Regions from separate parts of the Mus musculus genome. Here region 2 is linked to region 1. The links are chromatin loops, found by intact Hi-C in ENCODE. Cell type or tissue: left cerebral cortex. All regions are shown on one strand. Links, peaks and the distances in the headings refer to the core of each region. The heading gives the core; the rest is flanking DNA.

Region 1 (5,549 bases), core at 308-5,307:
GGGGAACGCGATGAGCTAAGGACCACCGCATCCTTCCTACCGCAGCTCCCCCAGTCACAGACAATGAGATAACAGCCACGTCCTCCGTAGGCTCTTTGTTCTCCCGCATCCTTTCGTTTCCAAGCTTTTTCCTGCAAAGGGGAGGGGGGTGGAGGGTTCGGGATGTGGGTGGAAGTGGGAGACGGAGGGGTGCCTCCCCCGTGTTAATTACCCCGACTCCCTCACTCCTCTCCTCGCGCTTCGCCTCCCCTGCAGTTCCAGACAATGAAAAAACATCAACCCCACCTCGCCCCACCGCAGCGAATCCTACCCACCCAGTTCGCTCTCAGCTTCGCCTAGGAAACTGAGGGGGGCCAGGAGGAGGGAGATGACGGAGAGGAAAGGGATGGGAAGCAGGGGCCCAGCTACTGCTGCCTGGGCAGGGCTTGTGACCGCCGCCTTTACCTTGAGTGTAGGGTCCGGGTGTAGCCTGGCCGGGCGTGCCGCAGGGCAGAGCTGCTGCGGTCCCTTACCAGGATCTGTGGGAATCAGCCTTCCGGAACTCTCCTGCTGCGGTCCTCTCGCTTAGGTCCCAAGTGGTGGATGGGAAAAAGGAAAAGAAAAAAAAAATAAATAAATAAGAGCGAGGCCCATCTGGCCCCTCATCAGCCTTGTCAAGTCTTGCATACGCTAAAATGCTAATGACCTAGATAGCTCATGCAAAATGCAGCAGGGAGGGACAGAGAAGGAGGGGGAGCGAAGGGAGAGCGAGAGAGGGAGGAGTGAAGGGAGAGGGAGGGGGAGACAGAGGGAGGAGGGAGACTGGGAGGGGGGAGGGGGAAAAGAGAGAGAGAGAGAGCGCGCACCCCTACATGTTCCCCCACCCCACCCGTCAACCGGTTTTACAGAGGTAAAGGGTGGGTGTAGATTTTAAAAGGTCACCCCTATAGAATGTAGCTGGGTGGGGTGGGGGAGAGATCCCCAAATCCATAGGGACAATAAAATATTATTTTAAGACCCCTCCCTCTCTGCTCTCCATCACTCTGTTTACACACAAGTCCAGTCACCTTATGCATGTACATGTCAATTTCACAAGACTGCTTTCAACAGACACCCACGTTGCCATTCCCTGAACAAACCCACCCAGTGCACCAGAGTGAGGAAGGTGCTTCCTAACCCACAGACCTCCCTCACCTGGTCCATCCCACTCCCTACTAGTGCCTTATCCTTTCAGGCAGTCGTCCCCCCCCCCCCTTTCTCTTTTCTAAGCCTTCCCCATTCTCCTTCCCAATGGCTCAAAAAAGCCAGGTAGAGGGCATAGAGGACAAGTTAAATCTAACTGGATCGGTTCCGTTCAGCTTCCCACCCACCCCACAGGGTTGGGGGACACAGTCTTTACCTAACACTGACCCTTTTAAAGCATGCCACAAAAATCAATAAAATTGAGTCCGAATAACCTCAGAGGTCCGCAGGTCCGGCCGGGTACTGTTGGGCAGCGTTGATCTCTCCAATCGGGGAGCCAGAGTTCCGCGCGTCCCAAGACGCTTTGTCCCGGAACCCCCGCACAATATCCTCATCTTTTTGTTCTCCTTTAAAGGATCCTGGTTGCAGTCCGCCGCGTTTCAGCCAGTCCAAACCAAAGGCGGATCTATTGGAATAAAAAGGGATGGGGATAATATACACGCAGATGGATGCGGGAGAGTAGTGGAGGCTAAAGTCAGCCCCGCAAGCAAGGAGCGGCCTCCCTGGCCAAGCCCCAAGTGCTTCCTCGGCTATTGAAGGGAATTGCTGCTGGCAGGCGCTGATGCTGGCTCCACCTGGCCGGAGGAAAAGCATCCTGGCGATGACCCTGAAAGAATTAAGACACAAAACCAAAAAAAAAAAAAAAAAAAAAAAAAAAAAAACCCCAAACCGAACCAAACCACCAAAACAAAAAAGCAAAAAGCCAGAATCCTCCTCTGGTGAACCAGAGCACGCGTGCAGAAGAAACCGCTCTGCTGGTGGCCGCGGTCGAGGGGGAAGGATGCTAGCGCAGGAGGCGAAGGTTGCAGAGGCTGCACCCTCAGATGAATAATAATAACGCGCTGAGAAGTTGCAGTGCAGCTTGGAAATCCAGCCCTGCGCGTGAACTCGCGTCGAGTGCGGATTGCAGGGGATGGGGGAGAAAGGGGGGGGGGTGAGGAGAGAAGAGAGGGGGAGGGGGTGAGGGGATTGAGAGGAAGACAGAGAGAGGGACGCAGAGAATTTAGTGCCTTTTCTTTTAGTCTTACCAAGAGCTGATCTCCTTCACTGTCCTCGTTGGGTGAGGCCGAGGTCCTTTTTAAAAATTATTATTCCTTTAACGGATTATTCAGCTAAGAGAAGCCACATCTGCTGACAGTTCCGAAAACAAGAGGATTAGGAGTAGGTCCACAGAGCCCGGCCCGCAGCCCCCCCCCCCCCCCTCTGCACCAGCACACGTCACTCTCACTGCCCCCGGGCACCTCCCTCTCCTCGCTCGGTGTTCGGGAGGGTTGTGCCAAGAAAAATGCGGATTTGGGGAAAGTGAGAAGTGGGGGTGCTCTCACGAACGGGAAAGCCAAGGCCGGAGGTGGCGATTCGCACCCCCACACTTACACTCGCTTCCGTTTATCCGTTTAGATCCTGGGAGAAGTGGGTGCTTTCACCGCACCCACACGCGCCGCATCTGCAGTGGTCAGAGCCCTCCGATCCCTTGAAGCCACCCTGGCCGCCCCAGACCCTGCCAAAGTCCTCTGGGTGGACTCGGGGGGCTCAATCCTACCCCTGCCTGAATAGCTTCATGGTCTCCAGTCCTCTTTTTCTCAGTCCCCTCCGTGCAATACCGCCGCTAGCCCACTCCCGGTTTCTTGAGCTTCGGTCAATGGAGTGGGGAGCTCGGGGGCACTTGCACACCTTCTGCTTGTCGTCCTCAGCCCGAATTGCCGGGCTGTAGCTCAGCCAGGCTGGTGAGGATGGAGCTGGGTGCTGCTGCGGTTGTGGTTGCTGTCACTGCGGAGAGCGCGAGGCTGCGGGGCGGTGCGGCGACCCGAGCGCCAGTGCAGCCTCCTCCTCACCCCTCCCTAGGCTGGCGTCTGGGCAGGACAGTGCTGGGGGTGGGAAGACGAATGGCGGAAGGTGGGGGGATGGAGGACCATAGTCTCTTGTCGCCCCCACCAACGCCCCCCCCCCCGCAGTCAAGGTGAAAGTGAAGGAGAGCGGGCGCGCGTGCTCGCGCCTCTAGTTGCGTGCGCGCGCTCCTCCCCTGCCCGCGCCCTCCCGCCCGCCCTCGCCCGCCGGGGCCAGATGGACGTCCGAGATTACAGAGGCACAAAAGTGCGTCTACACGTCCAGCCACCCGTCCTGCGGACGTGGAGAGCCACTTCGGGGAGGCGCCTTTTGTTGTACTTGTGTGGCTGTGTAACTGTTTTTCTTTTCCAAGAGCAGAGTTAGCTGTGGCTTAAAGAAGGACCAAGAATGAATGTCCCCCATAAGAGCGAACCAAAAAGACCTTCCCCCACTCGAGCCCCCGCGCCTGCGATGAGAAATCTGTCTTCCCAAAGGGCTATTGCGGCAGCCGCGAGGCAGCCCCGACCTGCTCACGCAGGCCCATCTGCTTTCCCTACGCCTGCTTTTCTTTGATGACTTAAAAGAAACAAATAAACAAACAAACAAAAAAAACTGAACTGTTTCTTGGGCTATGTTGAATTCAAGACATCTAGACAGGGGAGAACAAACTCGGAAAGCTAAAAGCAGTCTTAAATGTTGTGGCTGTCAATGGCCAGTGCAGAGGGTGGTGGCCGCGGCGCCCACCTAGCCCTGATGGACCTCCGGGGATGCCCCCTGGATGGAAGGCCATTTCTGTTTCTGTCAATTGTTAGGTAAGGACCCCAACAGAAGAACGGCTGTAACAAAACCTCCCCCATGTGCTGTTTTTTGCTTCAACACTGTGTGGCTAGAAGCTTAGGAAATAAGCTGTTTTTGTAAATTTCTAGAATTGAGAATCTTAGGAGGGGTGGGTAAGAACTAGAAAACATCCTTGTGACGGATTTTAATTAAAAAAATGTAACTAGTTGGCAAAGGCCCCTCGCTAGGCAATCTTTCTGGGAGCACTGACCACTTTCATAATAGTCCCCACTAAATCGCTGGTCTCTCTCTGCGGTGACTTGGTCTTACTTACCACCATTTTGATCAAGGTTTTTAGCTTTAGGACTATTCTAATGTTCTGTCTATAAAGCATTCCTCGGCAGACAGTTTCGAACCCCTGCACCAGGAAAGGGTGGGGCTGTGACTTGAGGTCTAGTCGGTTTTGACTGAAGAGCAATGGGACATGGAGGATACTTTCCTGTGCTAGACTGTCAGATAGGCCTAGGGTTTTGTTTAGCTTAAGAACGTTTTTAATGCAATTCTCCTGCGCCGTTGCGGCATTGCGGGACGCTGGCTCTCTCGTCTTGCTGCGTGGGGCGCGCGCGCCGGGGTGGGGGTGGAGTGGGGGAGCGGAGACCTGGTTTTGTAACAGGCTCCGCAGGCCCGAGTGGGAACGCCTTAAATGATGAGCCCAGGGTTAAAAAAGAAAAAGAGAAAGGGAGTGGGGGGTAGATACGGCAGCTGATGCTGAATTAATAGTTAGAGCATACCCCTGGGACTTTCTCCAACCAGGGGGTCAGGAGTCCTTGCCCCTCCCCCAGCCACAGATTTCATATCTGTTTTTAACCAGTCTGAGCGGACGGATGCTGGGCCATTTGTAATGGCTTCTTAAAACCTAAACCCTTGGGCTTAAGGGCTGTCTATGCGCCTGATCAAACTCACCCCAAGTACTAACACGTTAAGAAATTACATTGTAAAACCTCCCCAAATCGGATTGACTGGGCTGTTTGGGGCCCATATGGCTGGACAGCTGGACAGCTCCGCTGAAAAGACACCATTGCCCCACGGATGGGATAAAGCAGGGCTTCCCCAGAGAGCTCAGACATGACCTAAGTATTAGCGTAGCCTGGGGTAAAGACTGAGTTAAATCTCTCTCCCTTCTTGAGGTTAAAATAAAGACAACAGAAATCAAAAGGGGAGTACTTTTGAATTCATTGTGAATGGCGTGCCTCCTGCTGGTCCCACCATAGGAAGGAGAAGGAAGGAAGACTGAGAGGTGCCCTTCAGCTGAGCACATGCATGCGAGTGGGTAAACGGGAGGGGCAGGAGATTGGAAAGAAATATATTATTTGCCAAGCCGTGACATGTGTCAGTGACATTTGTGGTTCCCTGTTCAGAGAAGTAGGGTTCTGACCTCTCTCAGCTGATGCTCCAGTGTTAACCATGAACAGTGTCTGAGTGCAATCTCCACAGTGAGAAGAAAGATGGAAGCCGGGCACACACACACACACACACACACACACACACACACACACACACACGCAGAGAGAGAGAGAGAGAGAGAGAGAGAGAGAGAGAGAAGAGAGAGCCCATTATGAAATGCAGCCGGTTTAATTTTTAATATGATGGCGGAGCCTCTAGCACATTCTTCCCTTGTTGTTAGCATTCAGGAGGAGTCATTTATCCTGTGGCAGAAAATTTTTAAA
Region 2 (5,549 bases), core at 323-5,322, 420 kb after region 1:
ACTCTGAAGTTTGTTAGGTTAGGTTAGGTTAGTTAGGTTAGTTAGGTTAGGTTAGGTTAGGTTAGGTTAGGTTAGGAGGGAGTCTTACTCTGGAGTTACATCATCCAAGCCAGGTCCTCTGGCCTCAGCTGTGCTCGGGACCTTCAGCAGCCTCATAGAGACATTGCTTCAGGCATTACCCAGGGGGCCATCAGCAAAAGCAGCCATGTGTGTTCCCAGCACTGTAAGACTAAGAAAAAGAGTTTAAAGAGTTCAAATCACATACACACACAACACATACTACCCACAATCACACACACAGTCTCACATACACACTCAAACACACACAATCACACACTCATACACACAATTACACACACTGAAATGCATTACAGTCAAACACATATACACAATCACACAAAGTCTCACATACACAGCCAGCCACATATCACTCACATGATCACTCACACAACACAAAACCACAATCACACACATACAATCACATACAGTCACACACAGTCACTCTCATACACAATTACACAATCACACACAATCACATACAGTCACACACACACACATACACCCAAACATACACAGGCAACAAACTCATACAATCTCTCACATACACAATCACACATACACACATATAAACAATCACACACACACATACATGCATACACACACACACACACACACACACACACACACACACACAGCAATCACATAATCACACAGAGGAGTTTGCTTGTTGAGTCTTTTTGAGATTCTAAGGGGAGACTGCGGGTGAGTGACCTTTTTAAAAAGCATTCAGCAGTCCTCACTGGCTCTGAATGGACCCCCTCTGACCTCTTCCTCTCCAGGTCAGCACCCAACTCCTGGTCACTCTCTGGCCCCACAGTGAAGGTGACAGGGAAGATTTTGTAGTGAGGCTCTTCAGGTGAGAAACTGCCTTTGGCAGTGCTCTGTGTCTTCCTCAGACTCTGGTCCGTCCTCCCTACAATGTCTGCACTAGGTGCAGGCTCCCTGCTTGATGCCGCCATTTGCATGTCTCTGTGGAAAAACACATTCAGATTTCCTTTATCTCCTTTGTCCTTGCCTTGTGCTTTCTCAAGGAGCCCAGGCCTTACCCATCAGACTGAGCTGAAGCAAAATGAGAAGCATTCACCAGCTCTTGACCTCTAAGGGCCTTTCCGAATCTCCACAGAGCAGCCAAAGACAAAGAAAGAGAGTGAGAAGAGCCCAGAAGAAGCAAACTTTCAGCTAGTTACCATCTTTTTCCCCCCTCTGAGCTCCCAGTACCGTACTCGATTTCCTGACCAGCTTGCGCCCCTCCCCCGCTCCCTCCGAGCATCTGTGGCGGTTTCGAATTGAGCCCTGTACCTGCTGCTCTCAATCCTCAACATACCATACCAGTTGCATTGCCAAACAGCGAACTGCCAGCCATCTGCCATCCCAAGGCAGAATTTACATTGTTTTATCTTAAAATAACGCCTCCGGAATAGCAAGCCACGCTATGCATCAGGTTTTAAAATTGACAATCAGCCAGAATTAAAAACAAATACCAAATGGGCGTAAAAAAAGAACAGGGTGTGTGTGGCGGATGGGGGGTGGGGATTGGCATTTGACAGAGAGCTTATTTTTCGGCTTTTTTTTTTTTACCTGACTTTCTACCAAAATAGTCATGCCATTTAATTTTATCTGCAACCGCAGGAGCTACTTATAGACTGAGAATATTAACGTCTTCCTTGCCTGGCTCTGTGGAGAACTGCAGGTCCATAGGCCTAGAGCAGTGCATCCTACCCTAACCCCAGACTACCTCAGCCTTATCGCACTGGGTTTCCTTTCTGTGGGTCACAGAAAACTTAGGCAGGACAAGCTGGAGTTCCTGGACCAAGGTACTTGCTGAGTCATGGGCAAAGCACACTTGAACCCGGGACTCCTGGCCCTGCTCCCTTCCCACTCTTCCTTAGCCTGTCTTGACCTGCCATTGTGCTAGAGAAGGCCCTCCAACCCCACTCAGTTCTTGTTTAGTTTTGTTTCCTTGAGACAGGGTTTTGTAGCGCTGGCTGTCCTAGAACTTGCTTTGTAGACCAGGCTAGCCTCAAACTCACAGAGATCCACCTGTCTCTGCCCACTGAGTGCTGGGATTAAAGGCTTGTACCTCTCCACCCAGCACCCCTTCTGTTCTTAACATCAACCTGTAGCAGCCTTCAGGTCAGACAAGAATGAACAGGGGCTAGAGAAATAACTCAGCAGTTAAGACCACTTGTTTTTTGCAGAGGACCCCAAGTTGGATTTCAAGAACCTATAGAAAATCTAGAACTCCAGTTCCAGGGAGTCCAATTCTGTCTTCTTACCTCCTCAGGCACCAGGCACACACATAGTGCACAGACATACATGAAGGCAAAATGCCCATACACATAAAATGAAATAAATACATCTTCAAAAAATTTAAAAAAGAATGGACATGCATATACCTGCAGAGCTTGGGGGACACTGGGGACCTGTGATATTGGCCTGTGGTCCCAGAGAAAGAGCCACTGACATATCTGGATGGGTTTTCAGAGCAGATGGTTCTAGAGGAATGTTTTCTTCTGAAGAGAAAGAAAGGAGGCTTCAAACTCCCTTCTGAGAAACTGTTTCAAGGAAAAGCAGGTTGGGGGAAAGTGTGAAGTCTGAGTGGGCTGAGGAAGTACAGGACTCAAGGTCTATACCCAAGATGCCTGCCTGCTGCTTGAGCTGTGGATGGGCCGAGCTGAGAGGTTCAGAGAAAGCCCAGGCAAGATCCTGGATAGCCCGAGAGGCCAGGCCTCTTGAGGCTGGAACTCTCTCTGAGTCAGTAGCAGGGGACATTGGCTCACCTAACTAAATCCTCCAGCCTTCTCTAGTCCAGAAAGCTCCAGCTTAGCCAGGCTTTGGTGTGGGTAGCATCTAAGGGCAGCTGTTCTTGTTTCAGATTGCCTAGATGGGGGTACATCCTTGTAAAAGCTGACTCCTGTGCCCAGCAAGGATCAGGACTCTCTCCCCTCCCTGCAAGCTATGGTCTTAAGTGCTGGTCTGTCTGTCCCTCTTGTGGGCCCCTTGAGGTAAACAGCCACCTTCCTCCTCTGTGAGTCCCAGACAACATCCACATGTGAACATCTGATGCCTTGCTAACAGGGGCTGAATTGACTCACAGACCTAAGGTCCTGAGCTTGGAGTCCCACCCCTGAGAACCTATGTCTGGCTAGTCATCACTCAGACTCCCTCTATCAAGAGGGAGCATCCCCACACTGGGTATGTTGGATGCTTTTCTTTTTGAAGTAACATAACTCAGTTTATTCTTATCCTGCTAAGCAATGAGCCAGCGCAAGCACAGAACACTGCTTTGCCTTAGTCACAGCTGCCAGAGTAACTGAGGAAACACTGGGACCCAGGGGTCACAAGAGCTTTATGGAGATGCCCCCATTGCTCTGCCTCCAGTACTGGTGGCCCTCACCAGACTAGGGCATAGATCCCTGGAAACAAACAGTCTGCCGGACACCCACTGCCAACAAGGAAGAGGGTAATCAAGCTGAGAAGGGAAGTTGAGGAAACCCATCACCAAGAAGAAAACACCAAGATTGACTGATCCAAGCCTTAGCTAGGCTGTTTTTCAGAGACAGGGGCTGCACTCTATCAGTCTAGGGGACAAGACAGACAGGTGTGCTTGCTTATTACAAGGGACAGAAAAGGGGTGCTTCCTAATCCACAACACAGTGAAGACTTTCGTGTGCTAGTGTTGGCTCTCAGGATGTAAGCAGAATTGCCTAACAATAGCACCCACAGAGGAGGAGCAAGGGTCTCAAAGAGCAGAGCCAGGAAGCCAAGAAGCCATAAAGCCATGGGAAGGAGACACAGAGCCTTACAGATCCTTCCCAACCATAAAAGCCATTTGTCCAAATCCATACTCAAGCCAGCAGTGAGGACTGAGGAGACAGATGGCTTGGTGGGTAGCATTCCTGTCCTGTAAGCATGAGAAACCAGAGTGTGATCCCATCACCAATGTAAAATCAAACATGGTGGCGTGAGTCTGGAACCCTAGCACTGAGAGATAGAGATATGCCAGTCCTGGAGCTTGCTGGCCAGCCAGCATAGTCAACCAATGAGCTTGAGGGTCACAAAGAGACCCTGTCTCAAAAACTTAGCTTGAGAGCCATAGAGAAAGATAATCAGTGTTGACTTCTAGATTCCATACACACATAAATGCACTTGTATCCAAGCATACAAACGCACAAATATACACATATGTACATGTACACACAGACATATACAGAAACTTATACACACCTACACACACACACACACAGAGCAATTATTGGGATAATGCACTTTGAAGCTCAAAACAGTCTCAACTCCTTTTGCTATATTTCATTCTTAAAATTTTACTTATGTGTGTGTGCTCACATATGCAATGACATTCATATGGAGGTCAAAGGGCAACTTGTAAGAGTTGGTCTCTACTCCCACCACGTGTGTCTGGAGACTTAGTTCTTAGTCTGACTTGGCAGCATACACCATAACCCACTGAGCCATCCTACTGACCCATCAACTGCTTTAAACAGAATAAATCACTTCATGTCTGGTGCCTCTCACCCATGAAACTGTGACCAGAAGAATGCAAGTCGTCAAAAAATGAGGCACGTTAACCCTGAGACTAGGATGAGGTGTGGCACCATCGATTGATTTGATAAAAGGCCAGGACAGGGAAGAGAATATGATCCCCACTGGGATGGGTAAGTGATGTCCCGCAGGAACCCAGGCGGTAAAGCTACATGTGCCCTCAGGGCCGAAGCTACTGTGGCCCTATCTTACCCTGATTACTTCTAGTGATGAGACCTGTGCGGCTCTGGCTGACTGTCAACAAGATATGTGTTCTGCAGTAGAGAAACACCACTCCCTTATAAAACAAGCGCGAGCAGCACCTGACCCTGAGTGTCATTTCTGAAGGGGCTTCTTCGACAGTGCTACCCTATTGAACAAAGTCTCTATCTCAAGAACACCCTTAGGAGGAGGAATCTGTCTACCTCCCCTAATACCAGAGTCCAGCATCACAATTTTCTTTAGCTTAGCATCCCCTCTTCCCTGTTAATGTCTCAGTATTCGTTGCTCTCAGATGCCTGTGGCATCCTTGCTTCCTTCTTCCCAGGAGCCAGAGCAGTACATTCTGAAGTGGTCTTTGCCAGTCAAAGTGCTGGATCTTGTGGTCCCTTGCCACGGAGACGGGTTTGTGGAAACATGGAAGTGGGGTCCAGGAACTCAGAAGCAGGTGTCAGGACTCAGGCTAAGGGATTCTCATAGAGTTTAGGATGAACTGTGTATCTGTTAGGAATGGCAGAAAATGCATGCGCATACTAGTGATAAAGTATTTAGTGTTGAGTTATTAAAGGCCATAACTACTTCATATTTGTTCATCTTAAGTGTTAAAAACTAAAATAACTCCTTAGATACTCCCAACTGTGTGCTTTCATTTTTCAAAGCATCCCTTGTGAAAAGAGAAGAAATACAAGTTCTTACCCCCCCCACACACACACACACACCTCCAGCTAGAA

Evidence for each region. Peaks named below come from ENCODE experiments on the same cell type or tissue, not always from the same donor. Only the 100,000 strongest peaks of a DNase experiment are listed, where the experiment ranks them.
Region 2: a loop joins it to region 1, with 4 times the contacts of the local background. A loop is called at or near these places in 2 of 42 quality-filtered maps.

Annotation. Positions count from the first base shown.
Region 1 is chr14:64,584,855-64,590,403 of GRCm38, reverse strand. Mir124a-1hg (Mir124-1 host gene (non-protein coding)) reads right to left here and starts at 2,289. Exons shown (of 4, transcript NR_040709.1): 1 at 2,250-2,289; 2 at 1,437-1,627; 3 at 445-563; 4 at 1-131. In left cerebral cortex, for the core only: no CTCF peak of the experiment used is centred there; DNase peaks (open chromatin) are centred at 3,456, 3,798, 4,411, 5,068 and 6 more places; H3K4me3 peaks cover 3,607 bases; H3K27ac peaks cover 4,985 bases.
Region 2 is chr14:64,169,322-64,174,870 of GRCm38, reverse strand. All of the region lies in intron 5 of Msra (methionine sulfoxide reductase A), which reads left to right. Among named protein-coding and RNA genes, the nearest start is that of Gm52129, 27 kb to the left of the region's middle. In left cerebral cortex, for the core only: no CTCF peak of the experiment used is centred there; DNase peaks (open chromatin) are centred at 1,363, 2,130, 2,647 and 3,293; H3K27ac peaks cover 4,827 bases.